Linked DNA regions of Homo sapiens: region 2 is linked to region 1. A link is an interaction called in ENCODE POLR2A ChIA-PET data of the cell type or tissue named here. Cell type or tissue: Caco-2. All regions are shown on one strand. Links, peaks and the distances in the headings refer to the core of each region. The heading gives the core; the rest is flanking DNA.

Region 1 (14,726 bases), core at 5,321-10,320:
ACTTCAGATATAAACCTAAATAACATGGCCTATTAATTAAACGGGTCCTACATCTTATAGGTTGAGTCCATGCCTGTCCCCTACCTTGGAGGCTTTTCGCCAAACCACTGTTGACTGATGCTGATGACCAGCACTTTGGGACATCTTCAACACCCCCAGCTGCTTGTCCTTGGTCCCCAGTGACAGTTGAGCCTCATGTCTGCTGTTTCTACTTGCCCAGGTGCATGCATCCTCAGCCCCAGTGACCTCAACGCTGAGGCCCACTGAATCTCACCTGCCCATGGAGCCCTCCCTACCTGCCCACCTGCCCACCTGCGCATGGAGCCCATCTACCTGTGGAGCCCAACCCACTTAGCCATGTAGCTTACCTGCCCATGGAGCCCACATACCCATGGAGCCTGCCCCATCTGTCCATGGAGCACCCCCCAACCTGCTCATGGAGCCCACCCCCTGCCCATGAAGCACCCCCCCACCTCCCCATGGAGCACCCCCCACTTCCCCATGGAGCACCCCTCACCTCCCCACGGAATGCCCTCCACCTGCCCATGGAGTACCCCCCACCTCCCCATGGAGCAACCCCCCTGCCCATGGATCTCACCTGCCCATGAAGCACCCCCCACCTCCCTATGGAGCAACCCCCCTGCCCATGGATCTCACCTGCCCATGGAGCACCCCCCACCCTCCCATGGAGCAACCCCCCTGACCATGGATCTCACCTGCCCATGGAGCCCACCCCCCTGCCCATGGAGCACCCTCTACCTGCCCATGGAGCACCCTCCACCTCCCCATGGAGCACCCCCCACCCCGCCCATGGATCTCACCTGCCCATGGAGCCCACCCTACCTATCCATAGAGTCCCCTCCACCCACCTGCCCATGGAGCCCTCTGCTGGGTGTTGTTGGGCAAGTGCATGACCTGATCATGTGGGCAGGAGCTCCCCCAGTCCCCAACTTTTAGCACTATTCCCTGGACCACCCTTCTCATCAGCTCCAGGTGCCCAAAGGGTGCTCAGGCAGGCACCTTACAGGGTCAAACAGTGGTTGCCTCCACTCCTGAACACAGAAAAACTGACATGGAAAACACACAGAGAAGCACAGGGCACTCCACACAGATCAGGGGCCAGTGTGTAAGGGTTCGTAAGGATTTCCTTTTTTTAGGCAATGAGGCAAGTGTGGAGGACGGAGAGAGAGAGGAGATGAGCATCTCTGAAGGCGCTCTCTGAGGAGGATGCAGGGAAACATTTGCTAGCATGGGCGTGTTCAGGAGAGAGGCTTTCTATGCAGGGGAGCTGCTCAGCCTCTAGGGTTTGCTCATTAGGCCGCCTTGAGGGTCCTTGTCTTTCTTTTTCTTTAATTGGCCACCGGTTGGCTGGGGCAGAAGAGATGAAAGACCTGGAATTTTTTCCCCAGTCAATTCTGTGATCCTTTGCTTTTGTTGCCTTTTATCATCTTGAAAGCAAGGCACTAGGTAAAAGTGTGCTTGTATGGAATGTACATTTCCTCTGTTTTCTCTCCCTCAGCTCATGCACTGTTTATCTTTGCTTGCCTGCCTGTAGCATCATCCATGCTTTCTCTGGCTCACCTATTCCTCATGCAACAGATGCGTATAGTGCACCTCCTTCTACTGTGGTCTGCCAGCAGCAACATTCATTGCCCTGAAGCATATTAGCATTCCCCTGAAGACTGTCCTGAAGACTGTCCAGTCACCCTGCTCTCAAGGCTTTCCTTACTTCCCCATTTTCTAAGACCTCTGGTTTAAGCAGCTCAACTCCTCTGACACTTGTTCAGAATGGTCAACTGAGAAAATTCCCAGAGAGTGGGGGCATGTTTAGGACTCTGTCTACTCCTGCTCAACTCAGAGAGAGCTCAGTTGATTTTCCCAGAAAACAAAGCAGAAGTTTAAATATGCCCAAAGTTATATTTTACAACGTGCTACTAAAATGCTACGCCTTCTTCTCTTTTCCAGACTCAATGATAGAATAGTCGTTTACTTTGGGGCATCAAATGGCTCTTTATTTCTCCCTGACTGCATTCTTCTCATCCCAGCCCTCTATGCCCTTCTCCACGTGGAGAATTTCGGGAAGGGGAGGGGAGGTGGTTTCTGAACATGGGTAAGACTCCAAACAAATTCTGCTAATCTCAGGGTTTGGTGAAACTCTTTGCTCAGAAACTTTATGGCCAGTGGGAATTGATGGTTTGTGTTTGCTCTTCAAATAAAGAAACCTTGACGGTAGAGAAGGGCATTTTCTGTGGAGCTGCTGACTTTTGAAATCTTGAGCCCTCTTCCTTATCAGCCTGTTTATTACGGGTTTCATAAATGTTTTATGAGGGTTGGTGAGGCACTGCTGACTAGGGGTGGTGGCAGCTGTCTCCAACTTTCCACATTGTTGACAAGATCAAAGGACAGATTTACCACCTGATAAGATAGGGTGGATAAGATAGGGCGGAATCCCGAAATGACTTCTTGCCTCCTTGCACACAGGCAAACAAATTGGCTTGATGGACGCCTTTTTCTCCCCTTGCCTGGAGCCCTTTGTTCCTTGTATCATTTGTGAAACCAACTGGGGCTCCTAAGCTATTCCTGCCCCTAAATCCAATGGCTAGCCCACCCTCATGTTGGCAGTTTTAGATGTTTATTTTTTTATGTACATTGTACATTTATAAAAATGATTTGCCTCTTTTTTTAAAAAAAGGATTCTAAGTGATAAGAAAGTATCCAGTTTCCACTGATAATGGGACATACTTCCTTGGGATCAGGTTGTCAAGCAGACTCCAAGGACACTTGGGAAGACAAGGACACTGCTCCCTTCGATCTGTGTTTCTGCCTCTCAAAACTCCCTTCTCCCCATTCAGAGGGTCTCCCTTTTCCCTGGGCACCCTGATTTTTAAACGTATATATATTTTAAATGTATATATTTAAGATCTGAAAGTACCTGAGCACTTCAATACCTATTCAGTTCATACAAATGACATTAATTTTAAAATTTGTACAATGAAAATAAGGAAATACCTGTGCATGGGAATAATTTATGGCCAAATAAATCAAATAAATCATCTCTAGAACACTTATATTTTCAGGTAGAGAAATTGTATTGACTTTATTTCCAGCCATTGTTGACTTTTAACTACAATTGCCTTGACAATCTTTGAGAATGTCCTTTTAATATGTCTCATGATGAGTGGAAATTGGAAACTTTCTTATCACTAAAATGCTTTTTTTTTTTTTTGGAAAGAGAGAGACAAAGGGAAAGATTCTCTCCTGAGTTAAAAGAAGTTTCTCTGACTTTCCAGAAATCCCTCACTTTGCCGGAGCTTTCTCTGCAACTCACCTGGCCCCTGGCCTTCCTTGCCACCCGGTCGGTGTCAGGCCAGATGGATGGACCCTGAGGCCTCCACCTGTTTCAGGAATGACTTTGAGGATATCAAAAATGTTCTGGCAATGATAATGCATGCATCCAGGCAACTTGTGACACTGCCGGAGTCTGTCCTCAGCAAAATAAAATATTAAGGAGCTACTTTATAGTCCCTGTTGTCCTGGGCAGGTTGTAAAGCGGATCCCAAGGACATTTGCGAAGATGGCTTTGCTTCCTTAGCCTGTGTTTCTGCCCTCAGAGCTCCTTCTCCCCACTTTCGGAGGGCCTCCCCTTTCCCTGAGCACCCTGATTTTTCTCTGTGGTGGTGCTCTCGTACCTCCCCCCTACCTACCCCGCCTTCCACTGGGCTGGACTTCTTTGGCAAGGCAGACTGTCTTCCCCTCCATTCATCTCCCTTTAATGCACCTGCTATGTGCCCTGGGGCCTCTTGGAAAGCCAGTTGATAAACTAATCCCATTCAGGTGAGAATGCCAGATAGCACTCTAATTTGATTCGACATTGCTCCCCTCCCTCAAATGGATGGATTGTGTGGTAGCGGTGGCTCTGGAGCTATGAGTCAGGGATCATGCCATGTGCTCCCCACATTGTGCTCTAATCTGGACCCTTGCTCTGTGAAATGCCATTGTCTCCCCAGACACCTCTTTGACCTCAAGCTCCAGCACCTGGATCCAGCCACAAGTGCACAAATAGTGACAATCCGGGGCTTAGAAACACACCCCGTCTCCCAGCTCCAGGCATGGCTGGGGCCCAGGGCTCCATCTTCTAACTCTGTGTGGGAAGGTGAAAGCACACCCTCGTTCCGTAAACGCTTCCCAGGGGTGCTGTGGGGTTGTCACAGGGACTGAAGGACCAGCTTTGGACTGGATCAGGCTTGGAAAGCTTTAGAGAGAAGATACCCGGAAAAAGAAGTATTTTGGAAAAAGAAAAGGAAAAATAGAACCAGAGAGCCAACAGCCAAGCTGGGGTCTCTGGGCTACAGACTCCAAGCCAGACTTTCTTCACTGAGACACTCAATGTCTGGAGAGAGGCTGAAGCCAGAGCTTCCGCCAAGGGTGGTGCAAGGGAGGCCTGCCCTCCAGCCTAGATGATCAAAGCATGTGTGGCCATAGGCGACATCCACATCAAGAAAGGAGGTCTTTTCCTAGAGCTACCAAATCACCATATGGGCTCGAGGCGGCCCTGTAGGCTGAGCCAGTCCCAGAACCTCCAAGTGACATTGGCCCTGGGGAGGTCCTAGGGGCTGAGAGGGAGGCACCACTGCAGGCTCCTTCCTCCAGAACCAGCAAAGGTCTCTGAGGACAGCCCCTCAGTCCCAGAGGGAACGTCTGTTTGAAAACTGCATTTTTGCCTTAGGGCGCACTATGGTCTTAGTACCAAGTAACTCAAGTCAGGAAGCATCAATGATTTTGACACTGTTTTCCAGATAGAGAAAGTCTAAACTGAACACCGTCAAGCGGTATTAGGGAAAATGGACAGGGCTGACAGCAAAAGGTTAGTGGATTAGAAAGAAATAGAGTGACTTCTGTGAAGGCACTGGTTCTTTTCAGGTGTACTGGGCTCAAAGCCATAATATTGGCCCTAAGATCCCCTCTATGTGGCTGCCTAGCTGGCTGGAGACAGTCCAAGGGCAACTGGTCCAGCTGCTCCTTTATCCTATCCCTTGGAAAGTGTAGCAGGCTTTTTCCTATGAGGTCCTCTGGAAAACGGTCTCTTTGCAAGAGAAGCCCACACAGGTTGCTAGAAGCAGGTGAGTCGGGTGGCCCGGGGTCAGGGTGGTCCAGCACCCTTTCCTGTGGAAGAGCATCAAAGGCCCCCAGCCCTGTCCTTGGCCAAGGCAGCAGGCCATCAGGAGGGAGCCTGCTCACGCCCCACGCTCCCCGCTACTCATGGTCAGGTCCATGTTGTAGAAGGCCATGAAGGGGACTTTTATGACCCATAGAATTGTTTCCGAAACATTATCAGCTCTGATTATTGGCTACAAATTTTCATCTGAAATCAGAGAGTCATAGGCTTTTACAGTGCAGTAAAATGCATATTAGCTGGTTCTGGAGTTGTCTCACCTCCCATTTACTCCACCGTTTTATCAATATTGCCATAATTTGACACTTGCCAATAGAGGAAGATTGTAAAGTGTCCATAGATCCTGTAAACCGTACTAAATAGAGATTAGGATTACTACTAAGTTTAAACTCTAGTAAAAGATAATTAAGTTGATGGATGTGGCTGTAAATCTCCCTTTTATCAAGTGCTTGCTCTCACACGAGCAGCGTCTGGCCTTATTACCTTACAGCATCATTAATGCCCCGCAGTATCTGAGCCTTCAGTGGATGCTGAGTGAGGAGACAATGAGATGTGCCACTGGGCCAAAGAAATCTGTGTGGGAGGCCCCCCTCCCTTCCCTTCTCCTTAAGGCAGGGCACAGCCAGGGTGGGAGTCTGCATGCTGGGACCACCTGGTGCCCAGGGGCAGGAACAGGGACAGGTAGCCCCAGGACTGCATTCCCAGCCCATCACCCATTCTGGTCCCCAGATCTCTCTAGGTCCGGGGCCCTGGGTGCCTAAAGGCTGCTGTTTCTGGTGCTGTGGAAACCAACCCTTTTTTCTAGATGCCCTGGTGGGGCCTTTGCTTTCTGCAGACAGTCGCACCTGTTGTCCAATCATGCTGCTTCTGGAGAAAATATAACTGCCAAACCACAATTCAGCTGATTCACCTCAAGCACTGACGTGTTTCTAAAAGATGGCTGTGCTCGGTGCCACACTGCAAGGGGGCACCCTGGGTGGTAGCCTGTATCTGAGCAGCTCCATCCCAGCAAAATGACTCGCTTCACACACGAGGATCTACAGGGCCCTTGTCCGCCTTTGACCAAGGTGGGAGTTGGCACGAGGGCTGAGCAGAGAGGGTTGGCCCTTGGACAGTGGGGCCATGGCACCTCCTCTGTGAAGATGCACCTCTGGGGCTGCTGTGCTAAGGAATAGCCAGCGCGGTGTCCTTGTCCCCACTCCACCCTTCCCACGTGTCCACAGTTGATCCGAGCCTCTGTCAATGGCAAAACCAAACAGAGCCAAGGTGAGCTGCCTTAGGCCTGGAATGGACTCCTAGTGAGGGGCAGACTCCAGAACATTGAGTCCATGTGTTTGCCAAAAGCTGGCTCATTCTCCATCTGGCCCCTTCTCTCCAGGGCCACGGGGAAGCATGGACATTCTGCTTGTTGCCGATCCATTTCCCCTGCATGGCGGTGCTGACAACCAGATCCCAGGTCCCAGGGCAGGGAGGAGATGGTAGCAGCAGGGGTGTCGTGGGCTGGTTCAGGACTGGTCTGTGCCACTGGGACTCTAGGTCCTAACTCAGTGTCAGGTGGAGGCTTTTTTGGGCTCTAGTCTTTGCAGACACCCCGAAGGCCCTATCTGGCTTCAACAACGGGTTTACTCAGATAACATCAACCCCTTTTGAATTCCGGTTGACCAGCAACCCATTATTTATGGGATGGAGGGCCTGGAAGCCAATGGCCTCCGGAGCACCAGCTCCTGACCTTGGCTGTGATCTTGGATGGGGCCTCTGGGTAACTGGGCTCAGGGCGTTCGGGCTGGCCAAGTTCTCAGGCCATTGGGTGAGCTGTGCTCTTTGGCTGGCCTTGACTATAGAAACTGGAACTTGGAGAACAAGGAAATAGGCCTACAGCAGAGTCATCTGGGAGAGACTGGATTTAGCTACAGCAGATAAACACACTTTTTTTTCTTTTTATTGCCCAAAGCTAAGCGATATGTACCTTGGTTGGAATTAGCAGGCTGAAAGTTCAAGAGATAAGCAGCTTCTGTTGGCGTGAGTGATCAGACTCATGGGGGCTTATTCAAGAGGCCCTGCCTTGGGCCTTGTCACCTTTGGAACATTTAGACCGCTGGGCTGGCACGGGGCTGGTCGCCCCTGCCTGTTTCACAATCCCTAGCAACAGGGAGCATGAGCAGGAGCTGGCACAACCTGTCACCTGGGCTTCACCTGTGTGTGCCGTGGTGCTGCGGTCTTTATTCCCGATTCGAGTTCTGCAGGGCCACTAGAGGCAGAGATGGCAAAGATTTAGGGTCCTGGGCCAGGCCTTCCTGGAACCCACAGCCTGGCAGCAGGAAACCCCAGGTGGAGCTTAGCAGCAGATGTGCACATCGGCCTCTCTGCACCTGGCCACGGGAGAAAAGTAGCCTCTGCTGAAACCAAGTTATTTGAACATTTGCAGTTGGCTGGTGTGCTTGTTAAAAGTGTGTTTTGGCTGAGCGCAGTGGTTCCTGTCGGTAATCCCAGCACTTTGGGAAGCTGAGGTGGGCGAATCATGAGGTCAAGAGATCGAGACCATCCTGGCCAACATGGTGAAACTCCTCTCTACTAAAAACACAAACATTAGCTGGGCATGGTGGCACACGCCTGTAGTCCCAGCTACTCGGGAGCCTGAAGCAGAAGGATCGCTTGAACCCGGGAGGCGGAGTTTGCACTGAGCCGAGATCGCGCCACTGCGCTCCAGCCTCGTGACAGAGCGAGACTCTGTCTCAACAACAACAACAACAACAAAGTGTGTTTCCTGGGGCCCTTCCGCAGGCCTCCCCAGTCAGGGAGTGTGCAGCAGCGTTCACGCGCTCAGATTGGGGAACTACTGGCTGGGCCCCTGATACCTGACCCTGTGTGTGAAAACCAAGAGCCCTAAGTCTCAAATGTGAAAAGTCACACTTTCTCTGGTTCAGTGTCTCCTTACTTCCTACCTCATTCTAGAAGTGCTTATTAAACACCTGGGTGCTAAGCTCCCTCCTGGGCTCCCAGGACGTAACTGAATCACGTATCAAGTACTAAAGTCCTTGCCCTCCCGGGACGCCAGGAGGTGGAGGATGCAGGCAGGTGGGCCCTCTGTGCTGAATAGAGGGACACAGGTGACCCAGAGCCTTCTCGGGGCTGGCAGAAGCTCTAACTCAGCCTCGAGCCCTCCCCTTCCGTGGTGGAGTGTGTGCGTGTGTGTGCTGTGGGGTGGGGTCAGGGCAGTGCGTACTCACAGATCCACTGCCCTGGCTCCCAGACCCCATAACACTTTTGAGCTCCCGGCCTCCTGCCCTGGTGAGTTGTCATTTCAGAACATTCCACCCATGAAGGATTTAGCATCTGACAAAACATGTTTTTCACTTGCAGGATATTTTTTGGCTCAATGAATATATGGCATATTTGCTAACGGGTTCCTTAAAAGTGTCATCCTTGATCTTTTTCCAGGTGGGAGGAGGGGAGTAAGAAAGAGTAAAGAAAAAAAGAAAGAAAAGGAAAACAACAACAACGACAACAAATAAAAGCTCGGGTGCTCTAACCCAAGTAAAACCTAAACACAAGAGGGCTGAGGCTGACTGTAAAATGCTCTCAATCGCTTAAGCTAATAAACCCAACTATCTTGAAGAGTAAACACCATATTGTTTTGCCAACTATTAGATTTTTACTACTCTCCAATAAAGCGAGCACTTTATTCCTTTCAAATAATATTCCATTCATTGTTTCCTAAAGATTAGCAATTGAAAGAGATGTCAACAATTTTCACTCTTTAAATTAAGTATAATAGGCTTTTATAGCACAGTATAAAGATATCGAAGGGAAAGGCCGCAATCAGAGCAGCTCGATGTTGCTTTTATCTATCAATACAGCCCCAATTTGACACTTGGGAGCAGAGGAAGCTTGTAAAGGGCCCACGGACCCCATAAAGCTGGTAACACTTGGATTAGTCTGACAGCTCACTTTCTGCACAGTAAAGTGATCATTTAATTAACTAATGGGGTTGTAAGCATGAAGGTTTATCTAATTAGCTCTCTTTCCCTTTGCCTCCTGGTCATTCTAGCTCTCGGTGTTTACATATTAACGGTAGCCTGGGCTGGGACCTGCCCGGGAGAAGAGCATTTTGCACAGGCCTCCCCGGGTCTCTGATTCGGCTTCTGTTGGAGGTGCTTCTGCAGAGTTGTGACATCACTGTTCCCAGAGAAAAATAGGAAAGCTTCTATACCAGATAGTTTCACAGAGGCTGCAAACATCTGCTCCTCAGGGGCTTTCTATATTGTCTGTGCACCCTTTTTTTTTTTTTTTTTTTTTTGAGACAGAGTCTTGCTCTGTTGCCCAGGCTGGAGGGCAGTGGCGTGATCTCAGCTCGCCGCAAACTCCACCTCCTGGGTTCAAGTGATTCTCCTGCCTCAGCCTTCTGAGTAGCTGGGATTACAGGTGCCCGCCACCACACCTGGCTAATTTTTGTATTTTTAGTAGCGATGGGGTTTCACCATGTTGATCAGGCTGGTCTTGAACTCCTGACCTTGTGATCCACCCACCTCGGCCCCCCAAAGTGCTGGGATTCCAGGCATGAACCACTGCACCTGGCCTGTCCGTGCACATATTAATCACATCGATTTAATAATGACCAGTGGTGCGTGTGTGCAAGCGTGAGAGTGTGTGTTCCTGTGTGCTGGGGCATCTGGGAGAGATTTTTCCCTCTGCATAGTGGCTTCACCTGTGCTGTGGACAATCACCGTCCCAAATCCACCATCATCACACACAGACTTTGCCACCCCGCCCCCCACAGTACAAATAATGAAAATACTTGTTTTTGTTTTTTTTTTGGGATGGGGGGTCTCACTCTGTCACTCAGGCTGGAGTGCAGTGGCATAATCACAGCTTACTGTAGCCTCACCCCATGGGCTCAATGATCCTCCCAACTCAGCCTCCCAAGAATCTGGGACTACAGGCTCATGCCATTGGGCCTGGTTGATACTTTTGATAGGGTGTGCCTTTCTACCTGCCCTTGACTAGACATGGAACTAGGCAGCCCTGTGTATAGGAATTCTTAATCCTGGCTCCCAGCATGAAGGGCCAGGATTCCTTACACAGCCCTGGATTCCTTGGGGCCTTCCTCAGGGGAAATCAAAATTGCAGCTGAGAAAGGTCACCTTGACTGCAGAGCCTACCTCCTTTTTACAGGGCCCCAGGGGCCATTGAGCCTGGAGGGGCCAGTGTGTGACTCCAGGGCCTAGAGACACTGGAGGGACCACCCTGAGCTTCCAGAGGGTGAGGGGTGAGGGGTGTCATCTGCTCTGACAACAGTGCCGGAGGGAACAAAAGCGCTCAATGGAAGCATCACCCTGTAGACCTAACTGCTAGTTTTCATCCAGAGGACAGCAGTGGGGTGGACGCAGGCCCGGTGAGGGGCCCATTCCAGAGGTCAGTCCTAATGGAAGCTCTCAGCACCTTTTGACTCAAGCTATTACCCAAATGTGAATTTTGGTGACTCCTGTACTCATCCAGAGTGGCCCTCAGCCACCTGGATCTGAGCTGCTGAGCAGCAGGGTGGCCAGAAGCTTCGAGAGGAGCGGGGTCAGCAAAGGGTGGGGAGGGATGTTTTGGGCTGGTGGGCCTGTGCCCACCCTTCTCCAGACACCCTCTTCCCCTCCCGCTTCTCTGCCTCATTCTGGGAGTGACCATCTCATCTGAGGACTTTTCAATGCTCCCCCAAAAAATGATTCTGAAAATTTTTAAAAGTAACTTACTTTTTAAATATTGTGGTAAAATATACATCACATAAACTTTACCAATTTTAACCATTTTTAAGTGCACCAGTGACATTAAATACATTCACATCATCACCACTATCTACAGAACTCTTTCATCTTGCAAAACTGCAACTGTCCTCGTTAAACAACTCCCCGCTCTTTCCCCCAGCCCCTGCAACCACCATTCTACTTTCTGTCTCTATGAGTTTGGCTACTCTAAATACCTCATATGAGTAGAATCATACAATATTTTTCCTTTTGCACTGGTTTATTTAATTTAGCATAATGTCCTCAAGGTTCACCCATGTAGTAGCATGTGTCAGAATTTCCTTCCTTTTTAAGGCTGAATCATGTTCCATTGCTTGTATGAACCATATCATGCTTATCCATTTTTCTGTTGAAACCATCAAAATGCAATCTTTGCTTTCATTCTTGAATAGTTTTCCCATCACATTTTTGGTAAGAAGGTTTAATAAAGAAGGGCTATTTAATCCTAAGCATGATTCCTTCTCATTTAGCTAATACTTTAATAGTTATTTTATAATAATTGATTCATGGCAGGGTGTGGTAGTGCATGCCTGTAATCCCAGCACTTTGAGAGGCCGAAGCGGGTGGATCACCTGAGGTCAGGAGTTTGAGACCAGCCTGGCCAACATGGTGAAACGCTGTCTCCACTAAATACAAAAAATTAGCTGGGCGTGGTGGTGCATGCTTATAATCCCAGCTACTTGGGAGGCTGAGGCAGGAGAATTGCTTGAACCCTGGAGTTGGAGGTTACAGTGAGCCGAGCTCATGCCATTGCACTCCAGCCTGGGCAACAAGAGTGAAACTCCGTCTCAAAAAAAAAAAAAATTGATTCAAATACAATTCAAGCCTAGTGTTCTCAGAAGGGCAGGAAACTAGCATCACTTCATTTACACCTCTTATGAAGAGGAGCTGAGGACAGGGCCTTGTGTTAAGAATTTGAGTAGGACGACACTGTCATCTTGTGGCTATTTGTACCAATAGCAACTTCATCCTAAAGCTAGGATTAGTAATTTCTGTACACAGGGTTACACAGGGATCCATTTCTGGTCAAGCGTAGGTAAAAAGTCATGCTCTATCAAAAGTATTTTATACTACTTGGGGGACTAGAGTCAGCATTGTGCCCTGAAGTGATAGAGGCCATGGCAGATACAGTCTTTGTTCCCTTTGCCTGTCCCAGACCCTGCTGCTCAGAGGAAGCTGTGGCAGGGGACATTGGCAGGAGAGTTAATTACTATTCATCTTACCCACGGACACAATGAGGACACATCTGAGCCTAGAGTGTGTTCTCCAACTGTCTTTAGTTTAAGAAGGTCTTTGGGGCAGGAATCTCTCTCCTTTCTTTCTTCCTCCCCTTCTTTCCTTCCTTCCTTTTCTCCTTCTCTTCCTTCTTTCTCTTCTTCATAACTGCTTCATTGAGATGTAATTCATATGCCAGTGAACTCGCCTGTTTAGAGTGTACAATTGAATAGTTTTTAGCTCTTATATTCACAGAGTTGTGCAACCATCATCACAATTTTAGAACACCCTCATCTCCTCCCAAGGAAATTCCATACCCTTCAGCCGTGACCCCTCGATCTCCCCTTCTCTCCTAGGCCCTGCCAACCACTAAGCTACTTTTTTGTCTCTGTGGATTTGCCTATCCTGGGCATTTCATATAAACAGAATCACTTGATTGTGTGGTCTTTCTTGGCTGGCCTTTTTCGTTAGCTTAGTGTTTTCAAGGCCCATCTATGTTTTATCATGTATTAGTATTTCTTTCCTTTTTACTGCTGAATATATTCCTTTGTATGAATGTGCTACATTTTATTTATGCACTCGTCAGTTGATAGACATTAGAGCTGTTTTTACTTTTTGGCAATTTTGAATAATGCTGCTATGAACGTTCATGTGCAAGTTTTTGTGTGAGCCTGTTTTCATTTTTTGTGTGTGCATATACCTAGGAATGGAATTACTGGGTCAAATGTTAACTACGTTTAATATTTTGACGCTTCTTTCCCCACATTGTCACCAGCTGTTGTTGTCATTTTTAATCTGACCATCCTGTAGGTGTGAAGAGGTAGCTCATTATGATTTGATTCACATTTCCCTGATGGCTAATGATGTTGAGCATGTTTTCATGTATTTGCTGGGCATTTGTGTATTTTCCATGGAGAAATGCCTAGCCATGTCTTCTGCTCATTTTAGAATCAAGTGGTTCCTCTTCTTGTTATTGAGTTGCAAAGAGTTCTTTACAATTCCCTTATCAGATATATGATACAATCCCATTATCAGATATATGATTTGCAAAATTTTTCTTCCTTTCAATAGGTGTCTTTTCATTTTCTTGATGGTGTCCTTTGAAGGACAAATGTGTTAATTTTGATGAAGTCCAATTTATCTGTTTTTCCTTTTGTTGTTCATACTTTAGGTCTCATATCTAAGAAGCCTTTGCCAAATCAAAGGTCATGAAGATTTAGTCATATGCTTTCTTCAAAGAGTTTTACAGTTGTATCACTTACATTTAGGTCTTTGATCCCTTTTGAGTTGTGTGTGTGTGTGTGTGTTTGTGTATGTGTATGGTGTGGGATAAATGTACATCTTCATTCTTTTGCATATGGATATTCATTTGTTGTAGCACAATTTGTTGAAAACACCATTCTTTGCTCTACTGAATTGTTTTGAAATTCTTGATGAAAATCAATTAACTGTAATTGTGAGGCTTTATTTATGGACTGTCAGTTCCTTTTCATTGACCTTTATGTCTAGCTTTATACCAGTACCACTTTGTCTTGATTGCTATAGCTTTGCAGTAAGTTTTGAAATAAGGAATTGAATTGTGAGCCCTTCAACTCAGTTCTTCTTTTCAAGATTGTTTTTGTTATTCTGGGTCCTTCGAATTTCCATATAAATTTTAGGATTGGCTTTTCAATTTTTGCACAGAAGTCAGCTGGGATTTTGATAGAGATTGCACTGACTCTGTAGATCACTTTGGCGAGTATTGTCATCTTGACAATATTAAGTCTCTTGATCCATGACTATGGGATGTCTTTCCATATATTTAGATCTTCTTTAAGTTTTAAAATTGTTTTTATCATTTCATTTTTTATTGTTCATTGCAAATGTATAGAAATACAATTTATTTTTGCCTCTTATCTTGTATCCTGCTGCTTGGCTGAACTCATTTATTAGTCTGATTAGTTTTTAGTTGATTTTTTAGAATTTCCTGTATACAAGATCATGTAATCTGTGAACAGAGATGGCTATATTTCTTACCCTCCAATTGCTTTTATTTGATTTTCTTACCCAACTGCTCTGACTAGAACCTGCTGTACAATGTTGAAGAAGTGGCACAGGCATCTTTCTTGGGGCCTACCTGTGGCTCCATCCACAGGTATGTCGCCTGCTGGTATATAGGTTGTCTTCATTGACATCTTTGGAAATTGTGTGTATCAGAACAGTGTCAAAGACAGAACTCAATGACCAAATGGAAAAATAATTTTATTTCTTAATAGACATTAATCCTTTAATCAACAGTCTTTGGATATGACAGATGCAGCTATTAATACACTTACCTGAATCATACACAATCCAAATTACTTCATCTTGACGATAACATTCTCCCTGAAATATTATGAAATGGTCTTCCTGAAAACCAGAAATATTATGTCTGTCTTTGATCTGTTCTACCAGTCTAGTGACTTGATAGGGTCTCTCAAGAAGGGAAATTCCTACGCACGCACACACACACACACACACACACACACACACACACACACACACACGCTTCTCTTCTGCTCTCTGCAGTC
Region 2 (14,726 bases), core at 3,170-8,169, 1.0 Mb before region 1:
TGAATTCTGACAAGTCCCTCTCATCCCTCCCCTCCATAGCCCCGCTCCTAGGTTCCCAGGGGGTGTGGGGCGCCTCCAAGGCCCTTGGGGCATGGGTCGAAGAGCGCTCAGGGTCTGGTCATCGCGTTGCCCGGCACGTCCGGGACACTGAAGGGGCAGCACCCGAGCAAGGGTCGCTCCGAGACACTTCCAGGCGAGTCTCCCTCCCGGGGTGTTCGGCTGAGGGAACTGCCCTGCGCCTCAGCTCCGGAGGTGTCCTCTGTGGCTCCAGCCAGGCTCCGGTGCCAACCCCGCCTGATACTATCTGCGTGACCCGGTCTGATTCTCCATTTCCTCATCTGTAAAAAGGGGCGAGTACCAATGGCAGCCTGGAGTGGGTTTGAGGCGGTCACGCGTGTCCGAGCGTCCACCGCGGAGAAAGTCGCGTTAGTTCCCTTTACTTTCATAGCAGGCGCGGGGTCGGGGCCGCAGCCCCATTCAAATGCGCCTGCAGGGTCGTGTTTATGTTAATGCGCCTGGCGGGGAGGGGGATGAAAGCCGGGGCCGCCATTTGCTCAGTAGTGGTAATTCAAACAGAATGTGGTTGTTATTAAGGCATTGAAAGGGCTTTTCTTTGATAAGATCGCCTTGTCCTGCATTGTTTGCGGCTGTGTTGGCCTTTCAGCGGCTCGGGGGAGCTCCCTCTGATCAGGCCTGTATCTTCCCAGGACGCTTTTGTTGTGGTTTGCAAAGGGTTTTACCTGAACAAAGTCAGCCTGCGGGGCATTAAACACCTCCAGGCAACTCCCAGGCCCTTCAGATCTTTCTGTGGGATTGGGCACTGGGCGATTGAACCTGTTCAGCTGCAAGAAGACCCAAAAGTGGGACGGAGCCAGAGAGAACAGCTTCTGGCCAGGGCTCTGCCAAGGGCTGAGCCAAGACAGACCTGGTGGAGACGCCAGGCTCGGGCCTGCTCCAACATTGTGGACACTATTTGTCAAGGCCCTTCAGTAAAACAATCAATCTGGGATTTAATATGTTGACTCAATCCAATGAGCATAGATCACTGGTCAGGATAACTCTGGCCGGATTTGCAGCAGGAATAAATGGAGGATCAAAAAAGAAAAAGTACCAAACGCCAAACCTGGTCTGGGCAGGTATAAAGTGTCCCCAGCAGGAGGGGTTTTCTGCCTGTTCCCTCGGCCAGAGCCCAGCTCAGAATTCCACCTGATGGGCCTGGTGTGTCTGGGGGATGATTCTGGCGACTTGTCAGCTCCTGAGCCCCGCTTTCCACTTGTAGTAAAGCAAAGTAGTAACCCCCACACCCCCTCTACAACATGTGCCCACAATGACAGCTGTTTTCGGGGTGGGCTTCCATCTCTGGTAGGCCTGGAAATCTGGATGCTTCCAGGATCCCGGCCACTTCACCCTGCCCCCTTTCCCTTGGTGTCAAATATATGCCAGTACTGTATTTGGTTTACCGAAAGGGTGGTTACATTCTGCTGTCTTCTGTGTGAATGAGGTTTTCACTTTCCTTAATTTTTAAAAACCACTTAATACCAAGGTTAGTTTAGTTGCCTCCACTAGCCTCATACCCTCCCCCCACAGGACCCTCTGGGGGGTCTTGTCAGACTTGGCAGGAACCAGCCAAACCCGGGCCCCCCAGGGTGGTGGAGGAAGAGAAATGTCCCTGGGTTAGGGAGGTTTGTCATTACCCATGACTGATGGGCTGCCTTGCAGTTCTCAGCCCTCACTTCTCCTTCCTCCACAGTGAAAACCAGGACGAAAGACAAATATCGAGTGGTGTACACGGACCACCAGCGGCTGGAGCTGGAGAAGGAGTTTCACTACAGTCGCTACATCACCATCCGGAGGAAAGCCGAGCTAGCCGCCACGCTGGGGCTCTCTGAGAGGCAGGTGGGGACCGCCTAGCTCCCTCCGGGCGGGCCACTGCCTGGCAGAGGACCATGAGAGTTAGAAAATCTGGCTGCAGGGGCCATCTAAATCTGTGGAGAGACTGAAGCAGGAGGATGCAAGCATTCGTCTTTGGAGTCCTTTTTTTTTTTTTTTTTTTTTTTAAACAGAGATGGGGTCTTGCTTTGTGGCCCAGGCTGGAGTGTAGTGGCACAATCATAGCTCACTGCAGCCCTGACTTCCTGAGCTGAAGGGATCCTCCTGCCTCAGTCACCTGAGTAGCTTGGACTACAGGCTCGAGCCACCATGACTGGCTAATGTTTAAATTTTTTGCAGAGATGGTCTCACTGTCTTACCCAGGTTGGTCTCAAACTCCAAATGCTCCTCCTGTCTTGGACTCCTAAAGTGCTGAGATTACCGGTGTGAACCACCATGCCTGGCCTGGAGTACATGCCCCCCCACCCGCCACCGTCGAAACGCAGTTTCACTCTTGTTGTGCAGGCTGAAGTGCAATGGCGCGGTCTCAGCTCACTGCAACCTCTGCCTCCCGGGTTCAAGCGATTCTCCTGCTTCAGCCTCCCAAATAGCTGGGACTACAGGCATGTGCCACCACGCCCGGCTAATTTTGTATTTTTAGTAGAAATGCGGTTTCTCCATGTTAGTCAGGCTAGTCTCGAACTCCTGGCCTCAGGTGATCCACCCGCCTCGGCCTCCCAAAGTGCTGAGATTACAGGTGTGAGCCACTGTGCCTGGCCCTGGAGTACTTTTTTAAAAAGCCTCCTTCTACCTTTAGTCCTCTTTTTTTGATGTTGTTGATTTTTTCTGTCTCTCTCTTTTGAGGGATATAAGAAGTGTGAAAAACAGCCAAGGGTATTAGTTTAATCCAGAATTCCATTTGGGTCTATAAAGACATATTAAAGACCTATTCTCTTTGTTTCCAGCACTGTACCTAAGAAAATAAACTGAATAAAGTACTCAGTCTCTCACAAAAACTAGAGGGACAAGACTTGGTTCATGAACATTTTATATATATAGTCTAGAAAAACAGGCCAACTTCACAGCCAGGAAGCCACAAAATTAAATCTCATTTTCAGCTCTAAGGTGAGGAAAATTACGTTTTAGTTTAGCCTTGAGGGGCCAAAGGTTGCCATTTGAAGTATACCACCCAGCACTGGCCTCCCTTTGCTGTGTAGAAAGGGCCTTGCAGTTTCAGTTTTCCTTGGTTCTGAGACTTTAAACTTTTGCAGTAAATACGTAGATAAAAGTTGCTTTGAAAAGAAACTCAGGGAGCAAGGAAGGAGGAAGACTCTTCCCCATGAGGCTGAATTGGGCCTAAGAATGGATCCAGGGTTGGGCTGTTATGGGGATGCCCGAGGAAAGCTTCTAGAAGGACTTGGAGTTCTGTAGCTGGAGCAGAAGATGTTGATGATACTGCTGGGTACTGTTCCTCTTTTCCCTCACATCTTCACCACAATGTGCTTTTCTCCACCTTTCCATTTCTAGGTTAAAATCTGGTTTCAGAACCGCAGAGCAAAGGAGAGGAAAATCAACAAGAAGAAGTTGCAGCAGCAACAGCAGCAGCAGCCACCACAGCCGCCTCCGCCGCCACCACAGCCTCCCCAGCCTCAGCCAGGTCCTCTGAGAAGTGTCCCAGAGCCCTTGAGTCCGGTGTCTTCCCTGCAAGCCTCAGTGCCTGGCTCTGTCCCTGGGGTTCTGGGGCCAACTGGGGGGGTGCTAAACCCCACCGTCACCCAGTGACCCACCGGGTTCTGCAGCGGCAGAGCAATTCCAGGCTGAGCCATGAGGAGCGTGGACTCTGCTAGACTCCTCAGGAGAGACCCCTCCCCTCCCACCCACAGCCATAGACCTACAGACCTGGCTCTCAGAGGAAAAATGGGAGCCAGGAGTAAGACAAGTGGGATTTGGGGCCTCAAGAAATATACTCTCCCAGATTTTTACTTTTTCCCATCTGGCTTTTTCTGCCACTGAGGAGACAGAAAGCCTCCGCTGGGCTTCATTCCGGACTGGCAGAAGCATTGCCTGGACTGACCACACCAACCAGGCCTTCATCCTCCTCCCCAGCTCTTCTCTTCCTAGATCTGCAGGCTGCACCTCTGGCTAGAGCCGAGGGGAGAGAGGGACTCAAGGGAAAGGCAAGCTTGAGGCCAAGATGGCTGCTGCCTGCTCATGGCCCTCGGAGGTCCAGCTGGGCCTCCTGCCTCCGGGCAGGCAAGGTTTACACTGCGGAAGCCAAAGGCAGCTAAGATAGAAAGCTGGACTGACCAAAGACTGCAGAACCCCCAGGTGGCCTGCGTCTTTTTTCTCTTCCCTTCCCAGACCAGGAAAGGCTTGGCTGGTGTATGCACAGGGTGTGGTATGAGGGGGTGGTTATTGGACTCCAGGCCTGACCAGGGGGCCCGAACAGGGACTTGTTTAGAGAGCCTGTCACCAGAGCTTCTCTGGGCTGAATGTATGTCAGTGCTATAAATGCCAGAGCCAACCTGGACTTCCTGTCATTTTCACAATCTTGGGGCTGATGAAGAAGGGGGTGGGGGGAGTTTGTGTTGTTGTTGCTGCTGTTTGGGTTGTTGGTCTGTGTAACATCCAAGCCAGAGTTTTTAAAGCCTTCTGGATCCATGGGGGGAGAAGTGATATGGTGAAGGGAAGTGGGGAGTATTTGAACACAGTTGAATTTTTTCTAAAAAGAAAAAGAGATAAATGAGCTTTCCAGATTTCAGATTCTGTATTTATCTTCAGATTTTGTCTGCAACTATTTTTTATTTTTTAAAGAAATGAAATATCTTCTCTGCTTGCAAGCTGATTTGGAAAATTCAGAGAGGGAGTGGAGATTATCTGGACAGCCTCATTTTACCCCAGAGCATCAGAAGCCTGAAAGAGCAGGTTCTGAGACCTTCCCTGCCCCCAAGCCTGAGCCCAGCCTTGGAATGCGTGGCTCTCCTGGGGGTGCCTTTGGGCAAAATGCACATCTGAATGGCCAGGTGCTTCCCAGCAGTCAGAAATTATGGGGGGTGGGGGTGAGAGGGCCCCCTCATAGCATCTCACCAAATCCACATGGAGGCTTTTTGCAAACAGCAGGCAGTTCCCTTCTGCAGTGACTCCCTCCTAAGGACGCCCCACAACCCAGCTAGTTAAACGTGAGCATTAAATTTTTTTTAAAAAAAATCCCCCTAGTTTCCCAAGACAGCATTTCCATGAATTTAGTCTTCTGTAAATCACTGGGCATTTCCGTGAGCCCTTTCTGCCTCCACTCTCTTCTCTGTCTTTGCAGTTTCCTTATCCCCGACCGCGCCCCCCCTTCCAACCCAATCACCCCACAAACAAGATTTCTAGACCCAGTATAAAATGATCCTTTTAGTGACAGTTTCTTGTTATCTGGCCGATCCACTGGGGACCGGGCTGCAGCCTTTAAAATTTTTGATCCTGGAGGCCGCCGAGCTGAACTTTCCGGCAGGACCCGGGCGAGGGGGGCTTAGCCCTTCGTTTCGATCTTCCCACCAACATCCGAGAGCCTAATCAGCGCGCCCACGGAGGCGCCTTAAGGGCAGTTGGGGAAGATGAGCAGAGCCGGGAAACAGCAAGAGGTATAGACCCTCTGCAGCACCTCTCCAATTCCGCGGCCCTTCCGGGTGGCGTATACAGCTCCAGGATTGGGAAAGGGGCTCCGGTGGCCCGGCCCGCGGGCGCCTGGCCTCGAAGCCAGAGGGAGGAGTGCGGGGCGTGGGGTCGGGGGGTGCCGGGCAGAGGAGGAAGCCGTGTCCGGGTCCGCTGGGCGAGGGGTCCTGGGTCAGGGGTCCTGGGTCAGGGCCGGTCTGAGCCCCGGTGCCCCGCAGGTCTCCCCGCGCCCCGGCCGCGCCCACAGGCCCGCCCCCTAGCCGCCGGGGTTGCTATGCGTTGCCGTGAAACGCCTGTCAATAAACCCTGTTTGGACAGTGGAGCAAGAGCACATGGGTTGTTTGCTTAGTGGTTAGAGGTTCAAAAGTCGACATTGTCCCGCTGCAAGCGATTACAAGTTCTTCCCCTTCCCGGGGCTCGGTCCCCTTGCACGCGGGTACGGGGCCAGGGAAGGGAGCTCGGCTGCTCTCTGAGATGCAAGCACCCGGCTCGCTGCTGCGAGCGCCTGGCAAGCCTCCCGGGCCACGGAAAAAGGCGCAAAACCAAGACCCTCTCCGGCAAGTGAGGCCACCGCGCTTCTAACGCCAACTGTGTCACCCCCGAAGCAATACCTACGGAACAAGGGATGTGGCACGAGTAGGGAGCGCAGCTTGAGGAGTGTAGGGAGGCCTGCACAGGGGCGCCTGAGGTTGAGACCGGATGACCTCGCGGCTCCTGACGCCTCCAGCGCAGAGCTTGGGGTCCCGGCCTCCGAATCCCACGCCTCCACCGCGTCCAGTCGCCGGTTCAGGCGCCAGAGGGCGCGCGCGCTCTGGGAAGAGATGGGGCTTGGGCTCGTGAACCCGGAAAGGTTCCAGTTTTCACCCAGTTGGGAGGTGCAAGCGCCTCTGCCGACTCCGGCTGAGCCCAAACCCGGGCGCTGCAAGATTTTTCTACGTTGGTCGTGGGCCTGTTGAAACTAAGTTAAAACTAAGTCAGGCAGGAGAGATTCTTGGGTTTGTTGAATGTTTAAGAAAAACAAAATTGGGGGAGAGGGACTATACCATTCTAAAAGGGTCATTTTGCACACGATGTTTTCTTTCTAAAAATTACAGTAATGTGGGCACAGTATTAATATATGGTAATACTAGAAATTTAGGATAAATATGAGAATAAAACCTGTCAATATTGTGGAACAGAGGTTTAAAAAAGTGTCTATGGGCCGGGCCGGGCGCAGTGGCTCACGCCTGTAATCTCAGCACTTTGAGAGGCAGAGGCGGGCGAATCACTTGAGGTCAGGAGTTCGAAACCAGCCTAGCCAACATGGCGAAACCCCGTCTCCGCTAAAAATACAAAAATTAGCCGGGCGTCGTGGTGCGCTCCTGTAATCCCAGCTATCGGGAGGCTGAGGCAGGAGAATCACTTGAACCCGGGAGGCGGAGGTTGCAGTGAGCCGAGATCGAGCCACTACACTGCAGCCTGGGCGACAGAGAGAGACTCCGCCTCAAAAACAAACAAACAAAAAAGTATTTATGGAGAATGAACAGCCTGAGTCTTCTCCCCCACGCCCCGCCGTGAACAATTCGTGGCTTTATCATATTCATCCAATAAAGTTAACACGATGGACTGCCAATGAAAGCAACGAATATTTCATTGCAATGTGTTTCATTTCTTTCTAATAATATCCAGAAAGATGCCTACGTCAGTGAAGAAAATATTAAATAACAATCTAAAAACACACATAGCAATATTCTTGCTGTTGTTGTTCACAACCACTCGGAAAAAAAAAGAGGCAACAAGCAGAAATGAAAGAAGTCTCAGCTACAGAATGGCAAGAAAAGTTATTTTATTTATTTATTTTTTTCTGAGATGGAGTTTCACTCAGTCGCCCAAGCTGGAGTGCAGTGGCATGATCTCAGCTCACTGTGACCTCGCCTCCTGGGTTCAAGAGAGTCTCCTGTCTCAGCAGCAGGTGCACGCCACCATGCCCGGCTAATTTTGGGTCGAAAAGTTATAGATATATTTTAGGGCCACTCTTTGCACCTCGTTTTAGACAGGTTGCTATTTACTAGCCTACTGACCTTGGGAAGGCCCCAACCTCTGAGCTACCACTTCCTTATTTGTAACATGGGGATCCAATGGGGAGCCAATGTAGCATTGTATGCTTATGACCAGACCCCAGTCATGATATGAGCAGCTTCTTGTACTGTATTCTGCAAAGTGCTGGAGAGTCCTTACAAAGAGCTTTTGAGCAAGAAAATTTCTCAAATTATGATAGAATAACCCTTTCCCAGAATTTTTTTTCTAATGCATTCAGCTTTGCTTACTTTGTCAAAATTGCCTGAAGTCTGTGTTCCTTGATTACCACTTCCTAAGCATCTGCATAAAATCTTGAGTGGCAAGGCACTAAGTAGCATTTCAGATGTGGCGACAAGTTGCTGATCTGTATAGCTCACTTGCCCTTTCATTTACTAGAAGACATGTTCCCAACTAGAACATCTAGTTTCTAGCTGTACTTAGGAGAATAAAGATTAGTTGAGGATATAGTTGAGAACCTTCTAATAATCCATCAGCACACTCTTTTTTTTTTTTTAAGACGAATTTTTGCTCTTGTTGCCCAGGCTGGAGTGCAATGGCTTGATCTCGGCTCACTGCAACCTCCACCTCCCAGGTTCAAGCAATTCTCCTGCCTCAGCCTTCTGAGTAGCTGGGATTACAGGCGACCGCCACAATGCCCGGCTAATTTTTTTTTGTATATTTAGTAGAGACGGGGTTTCACCATGTTAACCAGGCTGGTCTTGAACTTCTGACCTCAGGTGATCTGCCCACCTCAGCCTCCCAAAGTGCTGGGATTACAGGTGTGAGCCACTGTGCCTGGCCATCAGCACACTCTTAACCCAAAAGGAGCAGACAGGCAGATACTCTAACTAGATGGCATTAAAAGTTTCTTTATTTTGAGATAATTTCTACCTCAACACCTCAATATTAATTCTGTACTCTTCAGGAGCCACCCCAAGAGTACAGATTTAATATGAGGTACAGGTTTAACATATTAAACCTGTACCTCAGGCTGCTGAGGATTAAATTCTCTAAGGCTGATTCATCCTTAGATGTTGTTTTAAGAAAAATGTTTTACTCTCATCTCCAGAATTCTCCCTTACAGTAAAATTATGGCAGCAGATCTTGCATTAAATTGGTTTTGTTCAGAGTATAACAAAAACATTCATATCTGAGTAATGTAGATTAATTTGTAAATATTTAACTTATCCTCTTAATCACACTTAGACTGCACAAATTTTCAACCCCACAACTCCTACATTCAGTCAGTTTTCCTTTGCCTTTTTCCTTTTGCCTCCTGCTCTTCTTGGAGTGGGTGCACTATGATTTTAACAAACCAAGCAGGTTTTAGAGATGTCTGTGGGGCTAGCTGTGTGACACTGGGCCAAAAGAATCACCTGCTGTCTTTTTTTTTTTTTTTTTTTGAGACAGAGTCTCGCTGTCACCCAGGCTGGAGCACAGTGGCGATCCCGGCTGACTGCAAGCTCCGCCTCCCGGGTTCAGGCCATTCTCCTGCCTCAGCCTCCTGAGTAGCTGGGACTGCAGGCACCCGCCACCATGCCCAGCTAATTTTTTGTATTTTTTAGTGGAGACGAGGTTCACGGTGTTAGCCAGGCTGGTCTCGATCTCCTGACCTCGTGATCCACCTGCCTCGGCCTCCCAAAGTGCTGGGATTACAGGCGTGAGCCACCGCGCCCGGCCTCATCTGCTGTCTTCTTTCTTTAGTTACAAATCAGAGGAATACATATATATAAATAAAGATAGAGATATTTTATATTTAGCTACAAATCAGAGGAATACTATATATAAATAAAGATAGACATATTTTATACATATTTACACATATATAGACATATATGTATAAAATATCATGACTTTCTAGAAGGTTATGACATTAGATTTAGAAAAAAAACCTCTCAAATTCCAGATAAAGAAGGTAGACTCTGTGAGTTCCGGAGATTATACCAACGTTTACCTTGACATTCTTCCTGGAGGAATCAGTCCAGAGAAGGTGGGGGCAGCACTTAGGTGACCTTTTGGCTCCTGCATCTTTAGTGCCCAAACATTACATTTGTTTTAACAACAGCTTTTCCCAATTGGAATTTGTCATTAACCACAGCAGATATAGATAATATCAACAAGGTTGCCAGAGCCCCAAAGTTAAATAACCAGTAAAGCAGGATCCTGGTGATTCTGTGCTAGAGATGTAATCCATAAACCACAACACAACCAGTTTTGATCCACGAAAAAGACTTCCCTGAGATGAAATGATTTTCAAACCATCCCCTCACACGCACATTTACTTAAAAATAATATTTATATCACGTACTGGGTTTATGTGTCCAGTATTTTATTGGTAAGTAAAAACCCTGGGCAGTTCATGCACTTTCATATTTGAGTTTTAAGTTCAAAACTAAAAAGGAATTTTTTCCTAATTGCTCATGTGTTATCTCAGAACTTTCAGGATTAACAGTCTGCTATCTCAAACTTAGTATCTGTAGTATGATGATAATAGGTTTTATGGAAGTGGTAGTTGATAAGTTCCTCTCCAACCTCAGGGAAGCAAACAAGGAAAAACAATGCAGAGCTAAAGTCATTGTAATACAAACTTATGATGGCTTGTTATGTGGCACTTAAATAATTTTAATTTATTGATAATTAGTAGAATCAAGAACAAGGATTATATACCTAAACCACAGATTAGGAGTTGTTAAAAATGACCAGGGCAGGCTCTGTTTCCTACTCACGAAATACACTTCGGGTATTGTTCTTTCACTCTGTATAGCTAATATTTAAAAAACAACAGCTACAGCAAAACTTAACAGAACTAGATTCTGTTTTCAGTCTTCACTCGGCCCTCTCTTTTCTTTTCTTTCATTTTTCTTTTCTTTTCTTTTTCTTTCATTTTTCTTTTCTTTTCTTTTTCTTTTTTCTTTTTTTTTTTTTAGATGGAGTCTCGCTCTGTCTCCAGGCTGGAGCGCAGTGATGCGATCTTGGCTCACTGCAATCTCCGCCTCCTAGGTTCAAGCGATTCTCCTGGCTCAGCCTCCTCAGTAGCTGGGATTACAGGCGCGCACCACCACACACAGCTAATTTTTGTATTTTTAGTAGAGACAGGGTTTCACCATGTCGGCCAGGCTGGTCTTGAACTCCTGACCTCATGATCCGCCTGCCTCGGCCTCCCAAAGTGCTGAGATTACAGTCGTGAGCCAACGTGCCCTGCCAGCCCTCTATTTTCTAGACAGAAGCAGCTCATGTCATGACTGGGGTCTAGTCATAAGCGTACAATGCTACATTGTCTTACATGACTTCACTGGATCCTCAGGTTACAGATGAGGAAGTGGTAGCTCAGAGGTTGGGGTCTTCCCAAGGTCAGTAAGCTGATAAGTAGTAACCTGTCTGTAAAACGAGGTGCAAAGAGTGGCCCTAAAAAACATATAACGTTTCTTGCCATTCTGTGGCTGAGGCTTCTTTTATTCCTACTTGTTGCTGCTTTTTTTTCTCAGTGGTTATGAACAACAACAGCAAGAATATTGCTATGTGTATTTCTTATTATGTGCATTGCCAGAAACAAATAGAAAAAAATACATAAATAAGTCAGAACCAGACATCACTGTCTAGTAACAACATAGAAATGTAGGAGAGTGCAGGAAGAACAAAAAGAAAGAATGCTTGTCTGGAATCCGCACATAAAAACTTAAAACATTATTTTTCCCTTGGACCACTTTGTTAAAAATAATGCGTATTTTAGAAATCCAGATTCTTGTATTTATTTTCATTCATTCCTATTATTTTCATCAAATCTATGAATTTTACGTAAACATCTTTACGCTTTTAGATCGCTGTTAGTGATATATTGTTATATACGTGGCACATTAGACAATGATTCAGATTCTGGTAACTGGAAAATGACAGTTCCTGGGCGTGATCACAAGTCTACAGAAAACCAACAATCGACATTTATTTCTCATTTCTACAGAGAAGTGAGAGTCTTGACATGCGTTAATACATCCAGTGTTATGATTGGTTCTCTTGGGTGGATATTTGTCCGGAATGGGAAACTAAAAAGCGATTCATCAAATGATCATGCCATGTGAAGCTGGTGGGTAAGTTTCTAGGAGGGCCTGGTATTACTGAGTAAAGCAGGGTGCTCCTTTTGTAAATCTATAGTCAGACAAAATAGACAAGAAACAAGCTCATTACCCCAACTTTTAGTTTATTCCCACCCACCCCCCACCCCCAACACTTCTACCTCAGAGAAACTATTGTCTAGATTTGAGTCTTTGAATGTTTTAGACAGAAAAATGGATGAAATTTGTTCTTTGCACATGCTCAAATGGGCCCGTTGTCTACAACACGCCTTGGGGAAGCGTTCGGCCTGGTATTCAAGTATCTCCGCGGATCTACCCCAGCCATTAGAGCAGATAGAGCTCAGGCAGCGCCGACCCGCCCCTTCCCCTGCGGCCGGCGCGGACCAGTCGCGTCCACTCCCGGCCGCCGCGGGGCCCGGGCTCCTTGACCGTCCTCCAAGGCCACTCGGAGCGCAGCTTCCCTGAGCCCAGAGCCTCCCCGCGCTCCCAGCGGGCGCCCGGGGGCTCGTGTCCCGCTGCTCTCGCCCAAGACGGCCGGTCTCGGCCTGCTGCCGGTCCTTGCTGGGTCTGCGCCGCTGCCCGGGATTCCCTGGAGAGATTCGCGGCGTCTCCCGAGAGGTGGCGCGCGGTGAGGGCAGGCGAGGTCCCGGCGCCGCGGCCTCCTGCCGGGTAGGAAGCCCGGGGAGCGCCTCTCCGCCGCCGCCCGTCGCCCCGGAAGTCGCGCCCTGAGATTCCGGGCACTTTCTTTTTCTTCTTTGGAATGGTGTGATGTCCGCGGTTGTTTTTGTCCTTATACCTGAAGACGCCAAGCTTTTCAAAAGGTGCGCGCAACTACGGCGCGGAGGTGCGGGGAACCTGGGCCGCAAGCGCCGAAGCCACTCGGTGAAGAAGGCCTGGAGCACTGGCCTTCGACCCGTCGTCGAAGACCTGGGCTGAGCGATGGTGGCACCAGGCCCAAGGGATTTGATTTTCAAAAGGCGGAACGGGAGCGCTGGTGTGTTCGGCCCGTCAAAGCTGCAGCCGCCCGCGGCCTCCGGCGTCTGGCCTGTCTCGCCTGCGCGAGGCCCCCGGCAGGCGGCGCTGCTGCTCCGGCTGAGCGGGCGGAACGGCCTGGACCCCGCGGCCTCTGTTCCCAGCTCTGCGGCCGATCTGAGAGCTGGGACTCCGGGCGGGGAGCGGGAGGCTGAGCAGGGGCAGCCGGAGCCGCCGCAGGAGGGGCTGAGGGGTGCCCCGCGGCCCCTTTCGGCCGCCTCGGTGGCTTTCCGGGCCTCCTGGCCAAGGGCGCTGGGCTGCGGGTGGGTCTCGGGGGGAGTCGCCTCGCATAGCAGGCGCGAGCTAATCTACTCCTTTCCACTCTCTCGGTGGCGCTGTGGCTCTTAAAACCCCCGCTCCTTCTCTTCACAGCCATCAGAAGGCGCGGCCTGCCACCTGGACAAACGCGGTCTCCCCCAGAGCCCGGTTGCGCCCCGAAGCCGGGTTCCGTCCCATCTCCGACAAAGACACTTCCTGATTTGCCCCTCGCCAGACTCCAGCAATTTTCTGGGTCCCCGGGAAGCTGATTTCGCCTCTGGGCTTCCATGATTAGTGGCAGCTGGAGCGCTGCTCCCCAACCTGGGCCCACTTTAGGGTGTGTGGGGCAGGGAGGAGGGTGGGGTCACTCTTAATCTCGTGTCACAGCTAAATAATTTACTCAAGGTCTTCTCTTCCTGCCAGTTCCCTTCCCTGTTCCACTGCCCTTGACTTCCTGCTTTGTGAAGCCCCGGGGAAAGGCCAACTCTTAATAAAAGTTAATATTAATAGAGGCCCCGTGCGCCGGGCTTCTCCAACACCTCATCTTCCCCTCTCACCTCCACCCACTCCACTCAAGCCCCTTTCCTCGGGGAATTCTTTCAAAACTGGAGATGGGACTTGTACTTTGGGGTATATTCAGGAAACAAGGACGCTTGGGCCACATTGTGTCTAAACCACATCCTCCTCCAGTTTCCATCAGCGCGGAGGGTGGCAAAGGTCGAGCGTGCACTCAGTAGCTGCCACACAGAAGCCGCGCTGGTTCCAAAGCAGTCCAGAGATAAGGGCGGGGGCCAGCCAGCAGGTTCTGCAGGAGAAATACCTGCTGGAAAGAACAGGTCGAGCGATTACCAGAGAGGCGGGGAACAAAATTTACCAGTGTTCAACAGATACTTTAAAAAAGGCAACAAACCAATATTGTACAAAGAATACGTAACAGTATCAAGGTCACTGTTCCCTGATGTGTGTGCGAATTCGAGCCTACTCATTTTCCCATAGCAAAGTCTAGTTTGGTTTGAGCTAAGGGCTTGGACAAACAATTCCTTCCAAGAAGGTTAAACAACGCAGAAATGTGAAAAGAAAAAAGTAACTTCTCCATCCTTTCAATTCCATCCCTCTATTAACAATGTTAACACTGTTGGATGTCATTTCGAGAATTTTTCTGTGCTTACACAAATACGTATTACATTTAAAATCTTGTTCTTTCTTTTCTGTCCTTTAAAAAAAACAAAAATGAAGTCACACTTTACTTTGTGACTTGCTTTTATCATTTAATAATATATCATGGATATTTCACCAGGTCATTACACATAAATCACATCAATTTTTAAAATGTCTATTGCATTATGTAAACAAAGATATAATTTTATCTATTTATTCAATCATTTCTTTTGAATATTTACTATGTTCTAAGTGCTGGGAAAACAGCAGTAATCATCACCATTAAAAATCCCTATTCTTGGGAAACTTAATTCTAGTGGGAAAAAATTTTAAATCAATTTATTTAACGATTTCCTTACAGATGAACATTTAAGTTGTTGTCATTGTTTTGCTATTACAAACCATACGAAGGTAAGCTTTTTACATATACCCTTTTGTAGTTTTGTATATTTAAAGGATAGATTTCTTAAATTTGAAATGGTAGGTCAAAAAAATGTACATTTTAAAACTCTAGTAAAGATAGCCATTGCTTTCCAAAAAACTTTAGCAAGTCACACAATTCACAGTCCCGTTGAGTGAGTTTCCCTTTCTTCATATCCTCTTTTACCCTAGACATTATCTCTT

Evidence for each region. Peaks named below come from ENCODE experiments on the same cell type or tissue, not always from the same donor. Only the 100,000 strongest peaks of a DNase experiment are listed, where the experiment ranks them.
Region 2: POLR2A ChIA-PET joins it to region 1 with 5 read pairs; 3 of 35 experiments call an interaction of 5 or more read pairs at or near these places.

The regions. Positions count from the first base shown.
Region 1 is chr13:26,944,305-26,959,030 of GRCh38, reverse strand. No RefSeq gene overlaps it. Among named protein-coding and RNA genes, the nearest start is that of USP12-AS1, 170 kb to the left of the region's middle. In Caco-2, for the core only: no CTCF peak of the experiment used is centred there; DNase peaks (open chromatin) are centred at 7,270 and 8,300.
Region 2 is chr13:27,952,040-27,966,765 of GRCh38, reverse strand. CDX2 (caudal type homeobox 2) reads left to right here. Exons shown (of 3, transcript NM_001265.6): 2 at 1,751-1,896; 3 at 3,397-5,848. The coding sequence ends at 3,651. LINC00543 (long intergenic non-protein coding RNA 543) reads right to left here and starts at 13,240. Exons shown (of 1, transcript NR_135254.1): 1 at 11,403-13,240. RefSeq lists enhancers at 1-292, 293-984 and a silencer at 12,661-13,050. In Caco-2, for the core only: a CTCF peak has its summit at 6,313 (motif pointing right); DNase peaks (open chromatin) are centred at 4,255, 5,875 and 6,255; H3K4me3 peaks cover 2,102 bases.